Linked DNA regions of Homo sapiens: all the other regions are linked to region 1. Evidence: chromatin contacts called from ENCODE Hi-C or POLR2A ChIA-PET data. All regions are on one chromosome and are shown on one strand. The core of a region is the stretch at or near the end of the contact, and the rest is flanking DNA. Distances in the headings are between cores, read along the strand shown. Region 1 overlaps STK38L (serine/threonine kinase 38 like). Region 2 holds the start of BMAL2 (basic helix-loop-helix ARNT like 2). Region 3 has its middle 24 kb from the start of STK38L.

Region 1 (2,700 bases), core at 91-2,590:
AGTTAGTAAAAAGCAAGATACTGTATTTATGTATAAGGTTAAATAGTTTTAAAAAATTATCCATAAGAAACCTTTAAAATTCCTTGGAATCTTTGTCATTTCTATTTTATCAAAATTACAGTATAAACTAGTAACTGAAGTTTATATTATGAATTATTGCAAACATACACAAAGTTATGGAGAAAAATACAAGGAACATTCATGTGTCTACTGCATATCTTTACCAAGTCTCTCCCTGTTACCTCAGATTTTCTTTAAGTGACAGAACATTGCAGGTAGAGTGAAGATGCCTTGGTAATCCTTCCCTTTCCTCTCTCCCAGAAATGACCATTATCCTGGATTTCGATTTATTGTTTTAAAGCATGTATAACCTTACATTGAATAGTGTCTTGCCTTTTATAAAGCATTTTACCTCTTTCGTTTGATCTTCACAACTCTTGAAGTATTTACTTCACTTCTAAATATGTATAACCCACCAAATTATCCCAATTTCACTTAATACAAAGCTATAAAGTATGAAGTGAATTAGTGTTTCATGATTTACAGTGTATCATCTCATTAGAAATAGAGTCCTGAGGCATGTGTGTGAAAACTTCACACCCCGCTTTGTTCCTCGATTTAATTTAAAGTACGAGTAATTACTCGTACTTTTAAAAGTATAAAGTATAAAGCACTTTGGGAAGCTGAGGTGGTAGCATCTCTTGAGCCTAGGGCTTTGAGACCAGCCTGGGTAATAGAGCAAGACCTCCATCTCAAAAAACACACACACACACAGCAGTAGGAGAACTGGAAGGAACCACACACACACACACACACACACACACACAGCAGTAGGAGGACTCGAAGGAACCTCAAAGGGTTAAATAGTCTTTAACTCCCTGATTTTAGTGAAACCGCCTTAAAACCAACTCAAAGGTAAGTTTTCTGTTCATTTCAAAGGACATAATTGAGGAAGGAAGAGCTGTCTACCCTGAGTAATGTTTTCTGGAATGACAAATGAGTAAAGAAATCATGGAGATATCTTATCTCATAATTCTTTAAAAATTAAATAACCATGGAGTTTGCATATAATTTTAAAAATTTAAAGCAAATTCCCACTCCAGTTCCTCCTGACCAATTTTTCCAGCTATTTGAGCAGTATTTTTTGCTCCTTGGAAGGGGATATAGTGCTTATCCTGTTTATTCAAGTAAAATTTAAAAAAAAGATAAAACTTTCTCCCCTTAAAAAAAAAAGTCTAGAGCTGGTAAAAATTTCTGACTCAGTAATTTTGGAAAGAATTGCCTCTTTCCACAAATAGATGAGCTTACATACTAGGTCTTCCAAGTGGACTAGTAAATTTCCGTGATGTCAGGAAACTGGGTGGAGTTTTTATGGATGCAAGTCCAGTGGAGGAGGGACTTTTCAGGTCATGTATAAGGAGAGTAGGATCAGATTCTGGTTTTGAATAACCTATAAGCCACAAAGCATGGGGATTTCCCATTGGGTTAATCTAGTGCTGGCCACAGTTTAGGCATATGATCTAGAGTAGCTGCTGCAATTAAGAGATGCTTGCTTATGGGATCTTTGCCCTTTTATTGGAAGGCTGTAAGTGTAGCCCAGCCTTGATTTATAAACCAACTTGACATAATCACTATTTCTTTTCACACAGACTTCTGAATAGCTGTCACTAAATTTTGATTACCACCAGGCATTTAGTTAAGCTAGAGCTGAACTATTTGATCTGTTAGTTTTTATTGGGCACTGCAGCCCACACTGATCTTCCCCTGTTCTAAAGCCCTGCTTGTATCAGAAAGGTCCACCCAGGCTAATTGTTTATATGCTAATTGTTTATATGGGTTAGTCTTAACTCTTTTTTCGACAATTTTATAGGATCTTAGCATGCTCATATCATGTCTCCTACTATTTGGGTCTCTTCCTACTGTCATATTGCTTGGTACATTGATAGGTGCTAGTACCTAAAGCCTTACCTAAAGCCGATGAAACTGTTAGCTTAGTTGGCTTCTTCCAGGTTTGTCTTTATTTGGTCACCCTGAAAGCCTAAGTGTCTTGCAAATACTATCTACTAGGTTTGTTGAATATCTCATTTTGTTTTCTATAATCAATAACAATGTAAGCTTGGATGCAATTTTTTAAAAGTACTTTAAAAACCTTAACTCTCAGTTTGGATACTTGTCCCCTAGCTGACAGAAATACCTTGGCAAAGTAGCTAAAGTCAGCCCTGAAGCTGAAATCAGCTGAGGCTGGATAGTTTAAATCATGCTTTTCCTCTTCTCAAAAGATGATAGGGACCAAATCAAAATCTCAACAGTAATTTAAATTGAACTTTCCAAGTAGATTTCTAGAATTCATATGAAAAAGTATAATAATTTGGAGGATAAAAAAGGAAAAAGAGTAGGGGCCTGCCCAAATAGATGTCAAAATACAGACAGTCCCTGACTTATGAATTTTCAACTTTAGGTTGGGTTTATTGGGATATAAGACCATCGAGGAGGTCATTATGATTTCTACTGAATGTGCCTCATTTTCGGACCATCATAAAGTGGAAAAATTGTAAGTTGGGGAATGTCTGCTCTGCTGCCACTATTAAATGCACTTTCGACTTAGTGATGTTTTCAAATTAGGATTGGTTTATTGGGATGTAGCCCCATTGAAAGTCAAGGAGCATCTTTTTATTATAGAGCTGTGAAAATAAAATAGTT
Region 2 (2,700 bases), core at 163-2,662, 55 kb after region 1:
CTTTGTTTGTGCATTATTACCCTTCCTGCTTTCGTATTTTAGATTCTGGATTCCCCTTCTCTTGCTTTCAGGCTTTGGTGGAAGTGAATCATCGTTTCTAAGAAACGGGGACTGCAATGATTCACAGGCAAGCTTACTGGACACCACAATAGGAACTCCTAAGAAGGAGACCTAACTTTTATGGTCTTGCTTCTACTATCTACTAGCTGAGTGATCCTGGCCAAAATACTCGACATCTCTGAACTTCTGTTTCTCTACTAAGACAGGAATTAAGAAAGAGGTTGTGAGGCTCACTGAGCCGATAAGGGGGAAAATGCATTGTAAGCAAGGCCATGTATAGAATAGTATTTACATTTTAACCCAGATCTTAAAGCCCAGGTCTAATTAATTCTACCTGTTACCCCTTGGTAAACCACCTCAAAATAGTGTACACTTGTCTGGAAAGCCAAGGTTTGATCACATTCGGGAAACCCTGTATGGAATTACTGTTTCTAGCTGCCAGGAGAAGTTGGTGTTGGTAGAATTTGGGGTGGAGTTCCAAGTCAAAGCTAGGAATGAGACGTTTCAAGACTGGTTTTGATTAGGGATGTGTCTTGGTGTGTGTTGAGGACAGCACAGTTTTCAGCACGTCTCCCTTACCTCTAAAGTCCTAGCCCCTGCTTAAGCCTGCAACAGTTTTCTCCTGTCATGCCCACTTCTGCTTGGGAACACACTTCCAAACCCTCTGCCCAGCCTCTCACAATGGCCCTAAGTACTGCCCTGAGGACACATAAGGTGCTGGTTAAGACGTTGGAATTGAGTCCTTGTAGGAAAGTTATTACCTTTAGGCTGGTTGCAAAGTTTGATTTGGTGTCTTCTCTACTGTGACTTTCCTTTACTTACTTCTACTAGATTACCAAGGAATGGGTCTAGGGACCAGTGGGAGGGCAGCAAACCAGTGTATTCTAGACACGTGGCCATAGGATGTAGGGCTGTCAAGTGATGCCCAAAAGATCTTGTTTCTGGATTTACCCAACCGTTCCAGGAGGCAAAACGGCTTCCTCGGGACCCTCTCTCTGTCATCTACACTCTCGTCTCTGCAGCTAAGCCCTTCCTTAAGCAGAAAAGAGCAGGGTCTCTCGTCCAGCACCCTCCTCCCCAACCCTAGCCCCGTGCCCTCCGCTAACCCACCGTGCAATTATCTTCATTCATCCTTTACCTTTGCCCCGAGGGTCTAACAACTGCAATCTTCGGAATGCTGGGACAAAGCTTACTATGAGCATGGAAGCCTGTTTTCAATAGGGTGGTTGCTAGAAGGACTCAACTGGCCTTTTAGTGCTTTGCTGCTCGCGGGAGGGCTCGGCGGGGCGGTGTCCGCAGCGACTCCGCCCTTGGCCCGGGTCTCTTTCCCGCCGGGAAGCCCCGCGGCGCCCAGAGCGGCGGGCGGCTGGCTCCAGTCCGCATGCTCAGTAGCTGCTGCCGGCCGGGCTGCGGGGCGGCGTCCCGTGCGCGCCTACGGGCTGCGGTGGCGGCCGCCGCGGCACCCGGCAGGGCCCGCCAGTCCCCGCTTCCCTGCTCCAGAGCCGCCGCCTGGGCCGGGGCAGGGCGGGCCCGGGGCTCCTCCATGCTGCCAGCCGCGGGGCTGCGGAGCCGACCAAGTGGCTCCTGCGATGGCGGCGGAAGAGGAGGCTGCGGCGGGAGGTGAGGTTGCCGGTGGCGAGGCGACGGCCCCAGGTGGGCGCGCGGCGTCTGACGCGCTGGGGGCGTCCCCGCGACGCCAGGTCTGCCCCCGCTGCCCCGAGGGAAGCGCCCGCGCCTGTCCTCTCGGGCCGGAGCATCGCCTCCGAGGGGCGGTGGGACAAGGCCGCCCCGTGGGGCACAGGTGCGGCGCGGCGCCCGGCGCGTCCTCCCGGGGAGCGGGACGCGGGGAGGGGAGCTGGGGTCGCCGCCGGCGCTCAGGACGCGGTGTCTTGGTCCCGGGCCGGGCGCATTGGCGAAAGGGAGCCAGCGGGGGACCTTGCACCCGGCGCTGGGAGCATCCGCCTCCACCCACTGCTGGGCGCCCGCGTCGGCGTCGGCATGGCATGCACTGCTGCGGGGACTTCCTATATTTCTTCTTTCTTTTGTGTAAACCAGTTGTCAGCAGCCTCGGACCTAGCCCGGTTCCTGTGAACCCCTCCCCTCTGAGCTGATAATACTCGCGGCTTCCCGGCTTGAACCGCTGCCCCGCGGTGGAGCGCGCAGGTGGGCAGGTGCGCGTGGACGCGGGGCCACACTCCGGGATCGCAGCCCGCTCCGCGACAGCCCTCCATAAGCGACAGGCGGCTCGTGTCTTTCACCGCTGAAGCTTCAGGAAAGCCGTCAGTGGAGTTAGCTTGTTCGATTATGTATTTCTGTGGTATTTTTGTGAATGGAGTTGGAAGTTTGCGGTGCTTTTTCCTTCTCGCTAGTATTCACTGGCAGTATTCTGTAGTTCCTTACAACGGGGCCTTTGGGACCACTGCTCACAATTACGGAATGAATACAAAATAGCTGTTGTTTAAGACAAATGAGAGGCAGGAAAACAGAAATAACTGAAGGAAGACTGGCAGAGAAGTTCAGGGAAGCAGTTAATTCTCCCCTTTCCTTTTGGAATAAGATGATAGAGTTTTAGATTCTTCTCTGAAATAAGGCAATGAGAGGAGGTGGCTTTCGAAATTCTAATATAATTGTGGGAATTTA
Region 3 (2,700 bases), core at 195-2,694, 58 kb before region 1:
ACTACAGGCATGTGCCACGAAGCTTGACTAATTTTTTAATTTTTTTTTTTTTTGTAGTGCAGGGGTATCCCTATGTTGCCTGGCTGGTCTTGAACTCCTGGGCCCCAGTGATCCACCCATCTCAGCCTCCTAAAATGCTGGGATTACAGGCGTGAGCCACCATGTTCAGCCAATTTTTATTATTATACATAATTCTGTGAGGAATAACTGCATAACTCTCTCACACTTCTGATTATTTCTTAAGGGTAAATATTCATAGACGAGAATGAACATTGTATTTTGATATCACTTGTTTCTGCCTGCCTAGAGTTTCTTCTCATTTTCACATGATAGAACTGACCTCCTACCTCACTCTCTCATTGCCTTTTAGTATCTGCCTCTCCCACAACTGGTAAAATGTTTCATCACATGGCTGGGACTGATCAGAGTGCCCTGTCTCCTACCACTCCAGGCACAGTGACTGGTCCAGGAGTGAGCATATGATCTAAGTAGGGCCAATAAGAGGGAAATTTTCTAGGTCTGATAATAACTCTTGGATGAAAACATCTCTTTCCTTCTGAAATTCTTAAATGGCACCAAAAATCATTTAAGGTTGGGACTGATGAGGGCCCTCTTGATGCCAACATGGAAGAAAGCAGAGCTAAATAATGAAGTGACAAAGGGGGATTCCTACTGACATCTTTTTTCTCTTTCTTTCTTTCTTTTTTTTTTGAGACAAGGTCTCACTGTCACCCAGGCTGGAGTGCAGTGACGCGTTCATGGTTCACTGCAGCCTCAAACTCTTGGGTTCAAGCCATTCTCCTGCTTCAGCCTCCCCAGTGGCTGTGATTACAGGTGTGCACGTCCATGCCTGGCTAATTTATTTTTATTTTTGTAGAGATAGGGTTTCACTATGTTGCCCCAGCTCGTCTGGAACTCCTGGCCTCAAGCGATCCTCCTGCTTCAGGCTTCCAAAGTGCTGGGATTAGAGGTGTCAGCCACTGCGCCCAGCCTGATGCCATCATTTCAGTTCCTGGTCTCAGCCATGACCGAAGCAAGGTGCTTCCCTAGACTTGTCCAATTATTTGACCTAATAAATTTCCCTGTTTATTTAAACTAATCTGAACTGGCTTTCTGTCTTTGGCAATCAAGGCTCTTGACTAATGTAACTATTGTTAAGGTTTTGATATGTATTTCCAAATTACCTCCCAGAACTACATTGCCAAATACACATGTGGAATGTGGAATTTTAAATTGAATTAATGTTAATATTGCTGCAATGTATCAGTGTAGAATTACAGTATGAGTCAATCTATCTTTTTTTCGTATTTCCATACCCTCATGAGTAAAGCAAAACATCTCAAACAAATCATCACACTCAAGTAAGTAAAGGTGGAGACTGTGATGAATAGAGATCAAGCTAGGTTTATATTATGCCCAGACATCAGGCTGAGTACAAGCCCTTGCTGTCAGGGAGGGGGAAATAAGGTCCATGTACCCTGTAGCCAGTTACACAGTGTGTCTCTAATACCTTTACTTTCTTCCCACATGCAGAAGTGAAAGTTAAGAGAAGTCTGAAGAAGGAGTCAGTTCCAAGAAAGGAGTTAAATTATTCAAGAGTAAGTTGTCAACTTCAAGTCAGTGAGCCAAGGCAGAGTAGTTCATAAAGAAACTGTGACTAGACTAGGTGGTACTCAGTTTCTGAGACAGATTTCTGAGCCAGGCCTGTGGGCAGCTGTACGAGGAGATGGGTTGGGGAGGGGTGATTTTAAAAGGATGCTAAATAACACTGGCAAAACCAAATCAACTCCACACACCAGTGAGATGAACTGGAAAACAGTGTTCATTACTCCAGTTTTTCTATCAACTCCTTATGTAGCTGTGGAGCTAAAAACTGGCTCCAGTCTCACTGAGGTAGACACTATCCTTTTTTTATTTTTTTTAATGGAGACAGAGTCTCGTTGTGTCGCCCAGGCTGGAATGCAGTGGTGCAATCTCTGCAACCTCCACCTCCCAGGCTGAAGCAATTCTCATGCCTCAGCCTCCTGAGTAGCTGGGACTACAGACACACACCACCATGCCTGGCTAATTTTTGTATTTTTTAGTAGAGATGGAGTTTCAGCATGTTGGCCAGGCTGGTCTCAAACTCCTGACCTCAAGTGATCCACTGGCCTCAGCCTCCCAAATTGTTGGCATTACAGGCATGAGCCACCACGCCCAGCAGCACTATTCTTTTAAATAAAATTTGTACGATGCTATTGATTTGGACTGGGCCTCTACAGATCAAACCAAAATGGAGTCACTCATGCTAAAGTTTCATGTCACCAAACAGAAACTAAGTCATCTACCTTTCAAGAAACTAAGGGGGAGAGAGAGAAAGAGGGAAAGACAGCATAGCCAAATCCCCTAACAGGCCAGTTTTAGCTGGCATGATAAAGGAGTACCCCCTGCTTTAATCCGATAAGGAAAGTAACTTTGAAATGACCGATTCACTTTTTGTTCCTTATTTCTGCTTTTTTTTAACCCCTTTTCTGCCTATAAAGCCCACCTCTTCTGCTTAGCTCATCAGATCACCTTTTCTAAATTTTTTATTTTATTGATTGATTGATTTTGGGTAGAGATGGGGGTCTCTCTCTGTTACACAGGCTGTTCTCAAACTTCTGGGATCAAGTGATCCTCCTGCCTTGGCCTCCCAAAGTGTTGGGATTACAGGCATGAGCC

Evidence for each region. A loop is a pair of places that touch in the nucleus more often than their neighbours do. ChIA-PET counts read pairs that join two places held with the same protein, here RNA polymerase II (POLR2A). Pooled maps may share reads with other maps.
Region 2: a pooled map shows a loop between it and region 1 (4-fold over the local background). The contact joins the promoter of BMAL2 here to the enhancer-like site in region 1. A Hi-C loop is called at or near these places in 2 of 37 single-sample maps with no recorded cell type and 5 of 50 pooled maps. POLR2A ChIA-PET finds 5 or more read pairs at or near these places in 7 of 52 experiments (GM12878, MCF 10A, OCI-LY7 and 4 more).
Region 3: a loop to region 1 is called in a pooled map, with 3 times the contacts of the local background. The contact joins two enhancer-like sites. A Hi-C loop is called at or near these places in 1 of 168 maps with a recorded cell type or tissue (K562), 9 of 37 single-sample maps with no recorded cell type and 5 of 50 pooled maps. POLR2A ChIA-PET finds 5 or more read pairs at or near these places in 4 of 52 experiments (GM12878, PC-3, activated B cell and 1 more).

Annotation. Positions count from the first base shown.
Region 1 is chr12:27,276,596-27,279,295 of GRCh38, forward strand. The region is part of intron 1 of STK38L (serine/threonine kinase 38 like); the gene reads left to right. Among named protein-coding and RNA genes, the nearest start is that of STK38L, 34 kb to the left of the region's middle. RefSeq lists an enhancer at 1,510-1,559. Within about 2 kb of position 1,341, at least 7 of the 41 ENCODE cell types and tissues checked have a DNase peak (open chromatin) inside an H3K27ac peak, as active enhancers do; they include GM12878, where a contact is called at or near this core.
Region 2 is chr12:27,331,424-27,334,123 of GRCh38, forward strand. It overlaps BMAL2 (basic helix-loop-helix ARNT like 2), which reads left to right and starts at 1,413. Exons shown (of 17, transcript NM_020183.6): 1 at 1,413-1,680. The coding sequence starts at 1,650. LOC124902906 (a long non-coding RNA gene) reads right to left here and starts at 1,374. Exons shown (of 2, transcript XR_007063255.1): 1 at 1,199-1,374. RefSeq lists silencers at 1,297-1,766, 1,787-1,906.
Region 3 is chr12:27,218,872-27,221,571 of GRCh38, forward strand. No RefSeq gene overlaps it. Among named protein-coding and RNA genes, the nearest start is that of STK38L, 24 kb to the right of the region's middle. RefSeq lists enhancers at 1,331-1,380, 1,521-1,690, 1,711-1,780. Within about 2 kb of position 1,445, at least 2 of the 41 ENCODE cell types and tissues checked have a DNase peak (open chromatin) inside an H3K27ac peak, as active enhancers do; they include GM12878, where a contact is called at or near this core.